Linked DNA regions of Homo sapiens: region 2 is linked to region 1. The links are chromatin loops, found by intact Hi-C in ENCODE. Cell type or tissue: dorsolateral prefrontal cortex. All regions are shown on one strand. Links, peaks and the distances in the headings refer to the core of each region. The heading gives the core; the rest is flanking DNA. Region 1 holds the start of TRN-GTT2-4 (tRNA-Asn (anticodon GTT) 2-4). Region 2 overlaps HMGB1 (high mobility group box 1).

Region 1 (6,778 bases), core at 1,922-4,421:
CAAATCCTCAATGAAGGCTCACAGCCCCAGTCTATGTTGGCCACTTACTTCGTGGCCTGGGAACATTTTTCTTTGGCTGACTTGCTGACACTCCATCAGATGCATTTTTATCTGGTTGTCCATCTGTGAACCATACCCTGAGAAGGCAGAGAGTGCCTCTGCACTGAACATGTGCTAGGGGACAGGTCTGTGCTAGAGGGGCAAGCACTGGGAATGAAGAACTGGTCCCTACTCCCAAGGAGTTCATATCTCAGTGGAGGTGACAAGCAACTCACTGTTTCCGGGGGTTGTGGTGACTGCTGGGAGAAGGGGTGTCTATATTAGATCGAAGCAGCATCAGGGGAGGTTCCCTGAGAAGGTGATGCCTCAGCGGATGTCTCCCAGCTAAGTGGGGTGGAGGTGGAGAAGGGCAGAGCAGGGAGAGGATCTAGGTGGGGCGTGTAAGTCTGCATGGGTAACTCAGGGAACCCTTGGTAACTGCATGTAACTGTGTGAAGCTTTCATGAAGGAACATGGTAGGAGACTAGGGTATGGACTATAGAAGCCCTTTTGCTAAGCTCAAGAATTTGAGGCCGGGAGCGGTGGCTCACGCCTGAAATCCCAGCACTTTGGGAGGCCAAGGCGGGCGGATCACGAGGTCAGGAGATCGAGACCATCCTGGCTAACATGGTGAAACCCCGTCTCTACTAAAAAAAAAGTACAAAAAATTAGCGGGGCGTGGTGGCGGGCGCCCGTAGTCCCAGCTACTCAGGGAGCTGAGGCAGGAGAATGGCATGAACCCGGGAGGCGGAGCTTGCAGTGGGCGGAGACTGTGCCACTGCACTCCAGCCTGGGCAACAGTGCAAGACTCCATCTGAAAACAACAACAACAACAAAAAATTTGAAGTGTATCTTGAAGGAAATCCCTTGGAGCCTAAAAATGATCATTGATAACAGAAAATGATCTCTGCTCTCGCCTAGGGTAATATATTCAGCTTCAAAGTGGAAGGGCATGTTTTCCAAGGGCATGTTTTCTAAGTCCCTGTAATTGTAGTGATAGCAAATATATGCCCTGCATCTTGAAATGTAAGACTAGGTTTGAACAGTATATAAATTATCTTATGATCTAATTTCCCCTCATTTTGTGGTTTCTACTATAAGCTACCCAGAAGTGTAGACAGGACGTTTGGAATTTGATGGGCATCGGAAAGATTCCTACCTAAGAACATTTTTTTTTTTTTTTTTTTTTCTGAGAAGGAGCCTTGCTCTGTCACCCAGGCTGGAGTGCAGTGGCACGATCTCAGCTTACTGCAACCTCCACCTCTCAGGTTCAAGTGATTCTCCTGCCTCAGCCTCCTGAGTAGCTGGGACTACAGGTGTGCACCATCATGCCTAGTTAATTTTTATATTTTTAATAAAGGCAGGATTTCACTATGTTAGCCAGGCTGGTCTTGAACTCCTGACCCCATGATCTGCCCACCTTGGCCTCCCAAAGTGCTGGGATTACAGGTGTGAGCCACTGCGCCCGGCCTCTAAGAAAATTTTTGAGAGCTACTTGTTCTGTTGCCTGGAATTCCACCGTAAGTACGACGTTGTGTCTCCTTCTCCAGGGCTACTAACTAAACAACAGAGGGTATTGTGTTATCGACAATTATTTGATTGATAACTATCAGCAAACATTTGCCAAGGCATTCCTTTAAAGATAGCCTAGTGACTCTATTAACTACTCCTTCTTCCAGGCTTCTAAGTTCTGTTGGAGGTAAGTAGATCCCAGAGATAAAGCACCTACCATAGGACCTGAATCTTGGTAGAAATAAATTATATCATCATGTTATCATATTATCATGTGTTTTTCTATCTTTAAAGTCTTATGTGAATATTCTGCTTGAAAAATATGTGTCCTCTGTTAGACCAGAGTTGAAAATATGTTATTCAAGAACTTGTAACAGGAACCCGCACAATTTCTGCTGGAGTTTAATTTCAGGGTTAATTCTGTCAGCAATCTAAGGTAAACATTAACATTTTTCCCTAGATTCAAGTCCGTTGTCCAAAAGCTGTAACAGAACTTAACTGAATAAATAGTTTCTTAAGATGGTAAGCTTCCATATGCTTATAATGACTCCTCTACACGTTTTCATCTGGAAGGCTGCTCATGCTTTTGGAAGCAAAGAAGACAATCTTAAATAACTACATTTGCTTTTTGGTGGTGCCAGATTTTTCTGAGAAACACCAATGGAATTTATAAATTCACCAGTCAATGGGCAATTGAGTTGCTGTTTTGCTATTACCACTGCCGTTTGTGAGCATTGTTGGGAAGGTGTCTTGAAGCACACGTGCAAGTTTCCCTTGGATAAGTAGTAGGAATAGAATTGCCAAACCATGGCTTCCAGTGCAGACACAGTCTCTCCCTTGGGCCCAGCCACTAGGCACCACACATTAAGAGGATATTGTCTGTCCATGTCCTAGAAACGTTGTAGCATCATGCTCCTATTCGATTAAAAATCTCATTATTAAAATGAACCATCGGGTAAATGTTGTCTCGGGAAAAGAAGCACTGACCGTCCCTGGGTGGGCTCGAACCACCAACCTTTCGGTTAACAGCCGAACGCGCTAACCGATTGCGCCACAGAGACCCAGTTACTCAGGCCGCGCTGCGGTGTGTACAGATTTCCGCGGCGCCGGCAGCCGCTCTAGCCACCCTGGGCGTCGCCACCCCAGGCGTTGCCACCCCAGGCACGGGCTGAGAAGTCGCGGGGCGCGCCGAGGAGGCAGCGGAAGCGGCCGAGGTGCCCAGCGGCCGCCGCGGGGGGAGAGGCTGTGCCCCGGCGCGCGGGAGGGGGCGGGCGAGGCCGCGTGACTCCGGGCTTCTCTGGGGACGAAGCGCGCCCCTCGTGGCGGCAGCGGCCAGTGGTCCGCAGTCGGCCCGGACTCGGGGTAGGAAAGATCCTCTCAGCAATGGCTGCGCGCCATGCGTGCTCTGCGGCGGGGACCGTGCCGGCCGGGCGCGCCACCAGTAACCAGGGACCCAGGGGAGAACCTGCCAAGGGGAATAGGTCGCACGGAGAGAATACGACACGCTTGGAGGGAAGAACCACGTGCTGTACAGGTTTAAAGGATGGAGAGTCACGTGCGCTTAGGTCCCAAACTTAAGGGACCTAACCCTTTTTCTGGGTTGCCGCTATTGCCCCTTCTCCTTAGACAGTTTTTCATCTCATCACCTCTCACCCCGTAAAATGCAACGAACATAGATAGGCTGTGTATCAATGTAGACTGTATGTATATCTGTGCTTCGTACATAAAAAGAATATGATTTTTGCCACCTTCTAAGAACCAATTTGCACCCCATTTTGAGGCATATGGCCTCTGTTGAGATTGCATAGTTTAGGGGACATCAAAAAAGCCTTATAGAGGGACTGGCAATTAAGATAGCCTTTCAGTTTGAAATGGCCATTGAAGGCTTCTCCCTTTCCCTGACTTCTGAATTTTTTTTTTTTTTTTTTTTTTTTTTTTTTGAGATGGAGTCTTGCCCTGTTGCTGGAGTGCAATGGCGCGATCTCGGCTCACTGCAACCTCCGCCTCCCGGGTTCAAGCGATTCCTGCCTCAGCCTCCCGAGTAGCTGGGAATACAGGCGCCTGCCACCACGCCCAGCTAACTTTTGTATTTTTAGTAGAGGCGGGGTTTCGCCATGCTGGCCAGGCTGGTCTGGTACTCCTGACCTCGTGATCCGCCCGCCTCCGCCTCCCAAAGTGCTGGGATGACATTACAGGCGTGAGCCACCGTGCCCGGCCAATTTTTTTAGGCGCACTGTTCAGTGGCACTAAGTACATTCACATTGTTATGCAACTATCACCGCCATCCATTTCCAGAACCTTTTCATCTTCCGAAACAGAAGCTCCCTACCCATTACACGGTAACTCACGATTCCCCTCCTCTAGTCGGAACAATCACCATTCTACTTTCTGTCCCTTTGAATTTGACTACTCTTAGAGACCTCATGTAAATGGAGTCATACGGTGTTTGCCTGTGGCTGGCTTATTTCACTTACCATATGTCTTCAAGGTCCATCCACGTTGTAGCCTGTGTCAGGATTTCCTTCCTGGATAAGGCTGAATAAGCTGCACTGTATGCAGGTATCGCATTTTGCTTTTCCATTCATCTCTCCGTGAACATTAGGGTTGCTTCCACCTGCAGCTATGAACATGGGTCTACAAATAACTGATTCCCTGCTTTCAATTCTTTTGGGAATATACCCAGAGATGGAGTAGCTGGATCACATGGTTTGCTATTGGCTGTACCATTTTACATTCGCACCAACAGTGTACAAGAGTCCCTATTTCTCCTCATCTATTTTTTTTTTAAATAATGGGCATCCTAATGGGTATGAAGTATCATCTCATTGTGGTTTTGCTCTGCATTTCTCTAACGATTAGTGGTGTTGGGCATCTTTTCCAGACACCACCAATCTGAATTCTATGGCCCTTCGTTTACTCACTTCCTCCCAGCAAGAGCCATTTCTGCTTCAGCAAGGAGGAAGCTGCGACTGATAGAGGGAAAGGGCCCAGGGGGCTTGCAGAGTGGGGCCTGTGCCATGCAAGGAGAGGAGAAGAAGGTGGATCTTTGAGTAGGACTATCTGGAGATCCTGCTTTCACAAGGTCCTTGCTTGTGTGCTGGGCAGCTTTTGGAGCTAGTTATCTTTATTTTAGCCCTTGAGGGATATTTAGGCATGTGGTGCTTGTGAGCAGCCAATCCATGAAGAAGGAACTGATGGTCTCCACCTTGGAAATATTGGAAGAGATAATGCCGTCCAAATTGCAGTTTTAGAAGTTAACTTAAAATTATGCTATTTTAATGGAATTTTGGGTGCATTTCCATTTTCTTCTTAAGAATTGCTGGAATTTCTTAAGTGTTTAGGTGATGATCTCTTTTTGTGATTCCTTTTTTAAAAAACAACAACAAAATCTTTCAAATACATAAGAAATAGGCCGGGCACGGTGGCGTAATCCCACCACTTTGGGAGGCCGAGGAGGGCGGATCATGAGGTCAGGAGATCAAGACCATCCCGGCTAACACGGTGAAACCCCGTCTCTACTAAAAAATACAAAAAATTAGCCGGGCGTGGTGGCGGGCGCCTGTAGTCCCAGCTACTCGGGAGGCTGAGGCAGGAGAATGGCATGAACCCGGGAGGCGAAGCTTGCAGTGAGCCTAGATCGCACCACTGTACTTTAGCCTGGGCGATGGAGCAAGACTGTCTCAAAAAAAAAAAAAAGAAAAAAAAAGAAAGAAATAGACCTTTATTTTTCTGTAACTCCACAAAATTTCTATTTTGATTCCCTATTATTTTGCTATTGTCAACACAGTCTCAGTCAATTCAAGATCCTGTTTGTGCCTTTCCCTGGAGTCATTTCCAAGTGCTAAGGCTTTGGTCCATGAGTCGCATGTGCACACTCATGGCTGTAGAGGGAGTTTTGCTCCCGGTGAAGGTCTTGGTGGCTCTTCTATACCTTGATTGAGGGAAAGGAATCTTATGTGAAGTTAGCTTTGTTGTATCAGATATTCCATAAAGCCATTTCTGGGACAGTCCCCTCTGTTTATCGGACCACAAGCTTCTCTGTCCTCATCAAGCCCACCTTTATACTTCATTTCTCCAGACTTCATGTCCAGACTGTGGGATGAACAAGTGGTTATAAGGTTTTAGAGGCTCCTGTAGGACTAGATGGAAGGCAAAAAAAGGAAATAACCTTTAAGCATGCTCTCGATTCCTTAAATCCCATCTGAAAGTCTTAAGGATGTCTTCTCAGTCATACTTATTTGACAATATTACCTAATTTTCTCCATTAGCCCAAGCTCAGGGGTCTTTCTTCTTCCATATTCACATGGGTGCAATGGTTTTCTGAAAGGAAAACAGCATTACTAGGGCAGTAACATTTAATTAATCACAGGTACTTATCAAACTACAAAACAGGCATTCCAGGAACTGGGTGTTTCTGTTTGTAAAATTACACTCTCGTGTACATGCTCCCACTAAAATGTAAGTTCGCTGAGGATGGAGGTTTTGGTCTCTTTGCTCTGTGCTGTAACCCCAACACTGCAGCAGGGCCTGGCACATAGCAGGCATGCAGGGACTATGCACTGAATCAATGAGGAAATGAAAACCAGGACCATGAAGTAAACTGGACAAAATAAAATGTGATAGAAAATCTAAATTCCTAATACATAAGGAGCACTTATCAATTGATATTTACAAAATCTTTTTACAATTCAATTAAAGACAACATAAAACAAATAAGAATGGGGACAGGAACAGAAAATTCCCCCAAAGAAAAAAATATATATACATGGTACAGCCATTGTGGAAAGCAGTATGGAGTTCTCAAAAATATTAAAATAGAACTATCATATAATCCAGCAATCCCATCCCTGGGTATATATCTAAAGGAAATGAAATCAGTACCCCAAAGAGGTGTCTGCACTCCCATGTTTATTGCAGCATTAGTTACAACAGCCAAGATATGGAATCAACCCATCAGCAGATGAAAGGATAAAGGACATGTGATACATATACACAATGGAGTAGTATTCAGCCTTAAAAAAGAAGAAAATCCTGTCATTTGCAACAACATGGATGAGCCTAGAGAACATACTAAATGAAATAAGCCAGGCATAGAAAGACAAATGCTGCATAGTCTCACTTAGGTGTGGAATCTAAAAAAGTCAAATTAAAAAAAAATGTCAAGCAGAGAATAGAATGGTAGTTGCCAGGGACTCTGGGAAGTAGCAGGGGTGGGGGTGGAGGGGAG
Region 2 (6,297 bases), core at 3,798-6,297, 210 kb before region 1:
GAGGTATCTGAAGACCCACACATGCCTGAGAGAAATGTACAGATGTTCAGCGCAGTACTGTTAAACAGCAAAAAATAGGAAACAATCTAAATGTCCATCAGTAAGGGAATGATGAAAAATATTATGGATCATATACAAGTGAGATCGAAAAAAGAAAAAATATGTATTATGGAGCACCATACTGTGGAATGTCACGTACATGACTGAATTATGTGACTAAAGAGAACAATGAATATGAGTACATAATTTACAAGGATCTCTCTAATCCCTTTTCCACTTATTTTTAAAATGGTATTTAGTATATCTGCAAAATTATTTATTTCTAGTAGACAAGGCCTCACTATGTTGCCCAGGCTAGTGTCAAACTCCTGGCCTCAAGTGATCCTCCCACCTCGGCCTCCCAAAGTGCTGGGATTATAAGTGTGAGCCACTGTGCCTGGCTTTCCACTGACTTTCTATTTCTGGATTCCAGAGTCTGCATACCCTTGCCCACCACTGCTCATGCTCACTTACAGGTTTAGTCATACTATTGCAGATTTTATTCCTACTTCCTTCTTTTCAGTGGATGCCCAATAAATTCAACTATTTAAGCTAAGCACAGTGGTGTGTCCCTGTAATCCCAGCTACTTGAGAAACTGAGGCGGGAGGATTGTTTGAGCAGATTTGGAGACCAACCTGGGCAACATAGAGATTCTATGTAATCTCTCATGTCAAAATAAGTAAAAATTCCACTAATTAGAAGGTCCAAACCAATGCACATGTCTAAAGTCATCTAGCATTTCTTCCTGGTAGAGATTACCTTAGACTGAACCCCCCTGGAAGACGAGCATTACATATTCTGGAGTGTGGCATATTATGTTTGTGTCATTCCATGTTGTATGGTTATCTGTCATGATGTATCGTGAAACAAGCAATTCTATAACAGAGCACTATTTTGCCTCATTACTCTGGGAGCAATGTGGCATAGACCCATGGAATTTCCCAAGTTGTGGCAAGTGTTATTAGCACTGCCTTGGTATTAAGAGGACAAGAAAATGAACCACCATCTTTTGCTGGATAGACAATCAAATCACTTTCTGGCTTTTATCTACTTTTAAAATACATTTCAAGGGTCATTTGAAAATGACACAAAGCACAAATATGAAAAGAAATTCAAATATTATCACACTCCCTAATAAAACAGCCTAATTACCAAAGGCTCACATTTTAGCAAGTTAATTCTAAGACTTAAGCTGTGTACGGTGTGTGCAAATTTGCAGATACCTTACCATCACATGCAAGTGTCTTACTGCTACTGAAAGCTATCAGACCCTTTCAGGAGGCGTGTTGTACCAAGCAGACCTAAATGTGAACTTTCATCAAGGACCTTTTTAGGAGGCGTATTGTACCAAGCAGACCTAAATGTGAACTTTCATCAAGGACTATGTGATGTCAAGCAAGGCAGTACCCATGTATTTCATTCAAAAACCAGTTGTCTCTCCTGTGTTTTTTTTTTTTTTTTGAGATGGAGTCTTGCTCTGTCACCCAGGCTGGAGTGCAGTGGCACAATCTCGGCTCACTGCAACCTCCGCCTCCCGGGTTCACGCCATTCTCCTGCCTCAGCCTCCTGAGTTACTGGGACTACAGGCGCCCAGCACCACGCTTGGCTAATTTTTTGTATTTTTAGTAGAGGCGGGGTTTCACCACGTTAGCCAGGATGGTCTCAATCTCCTGACCTCGTGATCTGCCCGCCTTGGCCTCCCAAAGTGCTGGGATTACAGGCGTGAGCCACTGCGCCCGGCCTCTCCTGTAGTTTTCAACATAGTTAAATCCTACAATGTCTGAGCAATGGTTACAATTCCTTAGGTAGTAAGGGAAATACCTGTTGAATGGCAGTTTGTGTTACATGGGCGCTTTTCTTATCTTTATCATTTAATCATTACCCCTCGGGTACACAGGACACACAAATTTCATTTTTCAGATTTCACTTTAAGAAAATTAATAAATACAGCAAACATTAACAACACTGTGATGGGACGATCATCAGAACTGTGGTAACTAATCAGCAATAGCTCTCAACCTTTGCACAGCAAAGTTAGGAAATTTGACTCGTTAATCAATATGCCATATGCCTATCTTTAAAATACAAAAAAACTAAGATTTATACATCTTAGTTCATTAGTTTTAAAAAGCATCTTCATTTTAAAAGTTGGCCCAATTAATTATAGATTTAGTCTTTTCTTGATGTCAACAAAGTCTTTAAACCCCACAGCACTGTAACTATCTTGGCATTAAAATAGTTTCTATACACTTTCTAAAAAAAATCATCTTCAGTTACAAGGCTTTACACTTATCTAAATTGCCTCCCACTTCCATTTACTTGAGTTTTAGACATCCAACTTCTAGGGGATACTGTTAGAACACCAAACCATACTAATCTTCAGATTGAAGAGGGGTTTTGTCCATTTTCTTAAGATCTGTGGTCAAGAATAAACCCTAAAAAAACTGTTCCCATTCTCAACATCTTAAAAAAATGGTAGTTGTCATGACGTACCTACTAAAGTTACAAATTCTCCTTGAGCCAGAATTCATTTTAAATGGATCAGAATTATTAATGTTGGTGATTAATGGTGATTTCTATACAGTAGAAACTTCCATCTAAATCAGATTGAGTCATTTGCTCCTCTTAACAAAAAATCTGATGTTCGACACAATTGCAGCCTATCACTAACCCTGCTGTTCGCTTGCATGTATCTTGTTTTTAAAAATCTTGTTTAAATCATTCTGAAAGTAAAACTAGTTTTTCCTCCTTTATATATAGCACCGAATACTTGCAATGTTTGACAAAACCTTTTATCAGCCCATTAACCTATTTATAAGCATAAAGTGAGTATTTTTAAAGGGAAAAACTTTGCCATCCCTTATACTTATTTAAAAGGTACTGCTAAGAGGTATTATTAGAAACAAGATTTAAAAATATGTAACAAAATCTTAAGTTCTTAAGTGAAAGCCATTTAACTAGTATTTAAAACCTCTGCAATTATTAGTTTATTAGTATCATCCAGGACTCAGATGTTCAGTATTCCTCCTGAAATTACATAAACAAATGCAAATGGAAAGAATCCAAGTCTAAATTATATAACAAAACAGCACTCCATCACAAAAGCGTGTAAAATTACAAGAACGCTATTTTAAAATACTGGCACTTTAAGAAAACGATAATCTCGAAAACCACAAAATTGCCAAATTGTTCCCTAAACTCCTAAGCAGATAAACATGACTAATGAATGAGTTTGTTTTGTAAAGAAAAATCATTCAAATAAATTGAATAATTCATACTGAGATGCAAAGTTTGTCTTCTTTCTTCCTATCTACTTGGATTTATAAAGGGGCAAACCGTAATATAGGAAAATATACCCTATTTTGAATGTGGCATCTTTGTTTGAAAAGCTGGCCCAATTAATTAAAAATACTTGTAATGGAAAGTCTCGTTTCCTGAGCAGTCCATATTTAGATAAATGGGAAAAGACATCTATAGCCAGCATTTTCATAGTCTTCACTGAGACTAATGTCAACAAAAAATTTAATATGGCAGTCTTGTATTTTAAGCTCACGCTTTTGGGGATACATTCTCAGGTCTTCTTTAATGTGGGAACTGCAAAATATAACTGCCATTACATGGTAATGGGAGTTAAAGAATAGAGTCCTCATGTAAAGGTTAGAACATACTTTTCTATTAGTCCTTCAAGGACAGACTTTCAAAATGTTTGATTCTAATAATCCCATGCTTTGAGTAGATTGATTACTCTTCAGTTTGTAAATGTAAGTGGGCTATGTGAAATTTCTTAACTGATCAAGATTTTGGATGTTCAGTTATGGATGAAAACTATCTCAACTTAACTTTACCCCCATTATGATATGCAGGGTGTGTAGACAAAAGCTTTTTATTAGCTAACTATATGAAAGGATAAACACTGTAATAATTCATGTGATTCAAAATGGGCAAAAGCAAAAGACTAGCTTCCCCTCAAGAAGAAAAATTTCAGACCTATGAAAAGGACAACAATACTAATAAAAAAAATTGTATTTACTTAGAAGCATTCAGAATGTCAACAAAACAGCTGCAACTTTTTTTTTTTTTTTGCAATTACAGAGTGGTATTCAGTTAACAGAACAACAATTATTTCGTATAAGCTGCATCAGAGACAACTGAAGATGAAAAAACTACCATCCCCATATATAACTAATTTGTGCTGTGCACCAACAAGAACCTGCTTTAAATTTCCATGCCAATTTACAACCCCCATACTGTACCAGGCAAGGTTAGTGGCTATTGAAAATACCACCAGGACAGGGCTATCTAAAGACACATTCGGTAGTGTGTTAACTATACAAAAAAAGACACTGTACAGTTTAAAAACAAATCTTACACAGCCTTACATTTCAATTTTTTTCTTTAAAAGGAGTGAGTTGTGTACAGGGGGGTTAAATGCTTTATAGACAAGAAAAAAAAAACTGCGCTAGAACCAACTTATTCATCATCATCATCTTCTTCTTCATCTTCATCTTCTTCATCTTCCTCCTCCTCCTCATCCTCTTCATCTTCCTCATCTTCCTCCTCTTCCTTCTTTTTCTTGCTTTTTTCAGCCTTGACAACTCCCTTTTTTGCTGCATCAGGCTTTCCTTTAGCTCGATATGCAGCAATATCCTTCCAAAGCAAAGGGAGGATAAAACAGTAGGGAAGAAAAAAACATTAAGGAAAGAAATAGAACATGGCAGAACTTTATGAAAGAAATCAAGATTCTAGTTATACCAAAATATCACGTATCTGTAGATCCACAGCAACTCCAGAAATAACTAGAACTTCAATAAATGAACATAAAAATACAAGATCATTATAACAATCTATAACTCATGAAATGGCATAGTCTAATATTTGCAAAGTTATGCCTCATTGAGGTGCAATTATGTACCACATCCTAACTCTATTAAAACCAGAATGTAGAGACTTTGATTAAAGGGTAGACACTGCCACCTTCTGAATGCAAAAAAGCACTCTACAGGTTTACACTGTCAGACCTTAATCCTTAGTAGGAAATGTGGTCTTAAAAAAAAAAGGTAATTTGTCAATAAACATGCAATTAGGTTAAGAAACATCTAGAAATAAACACTTTTCAGAATGACTAAAGCTGAAAATTAAGTATTTAATATTTCAATTTACTGAACTATAAGAGTTATAGATTTCCTTAATCTTATTAATTTACTGGACAGAGCAGCAGACTTGTAATTTAACTTAGTGATGCTGTGGTTTTTTGAGTATCTAAAGGAAAAGAACATAAATGTTTCAGGATATGACTAAGAAAAATATAGCCTATATTACTTTGTCTAGCCTGTTTTTGTACTGTATGCCAAGCCATTTGAAAATGCTCATTTTTGACTTGAAGTGACTACCAACATTTTCATGAACTTCAAGATACTGGGGAATAACAAAACCAACATAAATGTACACAGCCTTTGTCTGAGTCTGATTACATTTTAGTCAAAAAAACCCTAATTTATTTGGTCCTCTGCATTCTTTGAAGGATGAGGACTTATATCAACACCATACTTAATGTAGCTGTTACCCTAAAAACTTATTACACCTCAAACTAAGTACAATCATACATCTGGCGTACTTGTCATCATTTTACCAAGCAAACCCACACTTCTTACCTTTTCATATTTTTCCTTCAGCTTCGCAGCCTTCTTTTCATAAGGCTGCTTGTCATCTGCAGCAGTGTTATTCCACATCTCTCCCAGTTTCTTCGCAACATCACCAATGGACAGGCCAGGATGTTCTCCTTTGATTTTTGGGCGATACTCAGAGCAGAAGAGGAAGAAGGCCGAACTAAAAAAAAAATTAATTTTAGGATTTTAAGTTAACAGATCACAAAAACAAATACTATCAAGTGTACACTGCATTGCTATTTAAAGCTGCCTGTGAATTTCTGTGATGCATTGGACAGGGTGCAAATACTATAATATACTAAATATCCTTCACAACCAAAGCTTAATTTACAACTATTTAATTTATACTAGCTAGAACCCTAGATGAACATTCTACAATTACACTATTTCAAAGGGATAGTATTTTTCAAGAAATAAAAAGATCAAAAGGAGATACACTGGGCAAAGGAGACCAAATGTCTAATTCAAATGCTCTGGGAACACTCCCACCCAACAGGAATTTTATACTATTTAAATATAACCAATATGAACAAGTATTAGCTAAGAAACTTTGATTGTACATTTACACTCTAAACTGACAAAGTAGCTTGC

The links. A loop is a pair of places that touch in the nucleus more often than their neighbours do. Peaks named below come from ENCODE experiments on the same cell type or tissue, not always from the same donor. Only the 100,000 strongest peaks of a DNase experiment are listed, where the experiment ranks them.
Region 2: it touches region 1 in a loop (3-fold over the local background); 20 of 110 quality-filtered maps call a loop at or near these places.

The regions. Positions count from the first base shown.
Region 1 is chr13:30,671,426-30,678,203 of GRCh38, forward strand. TRN-GTT2-4 (tRNA-Asn (anticodon GTT) 2-4) reads right to left here and starts at 2,612; the gene lies at 2,539-2,612. RefSeq lists a silencer at 2,462-2,971. In dorsolateral prefrontal cortex, for the core only: CTCF peaks have their summits at 2,877 and 3,082; DNase peaks (open chromatin) are centred at 2,736 and 3,665; H3K4me3 peaks cover 1,500 bases; H3K27ac peaks cover 1,484 bases.
Region 2 is chr13:30,456,847-30,463,143 of GRCh38, forward strand. It overlaps HMGB1 (high mobility group box 1), which reads right to left. Exons shown (of 5, transcript NM_002128.7): 4 at 5,692-5,866; 5 at 1-4,687. The coding sequence ends at 4,511. Among named protein-coding and RNA genes, the nearest start is that of HMGB1, 5.9 kb to the right of the region's middle. In dorsolateral prefrontal cortex, for the core only: CTCF peaks have their summits at 5,011 (motif pointing left) and 5,212; no DNase peak of the experiment used is centred there; H3K4me3 peaks cover 989 bases; H3K27ac peaks cover 1,633 bases.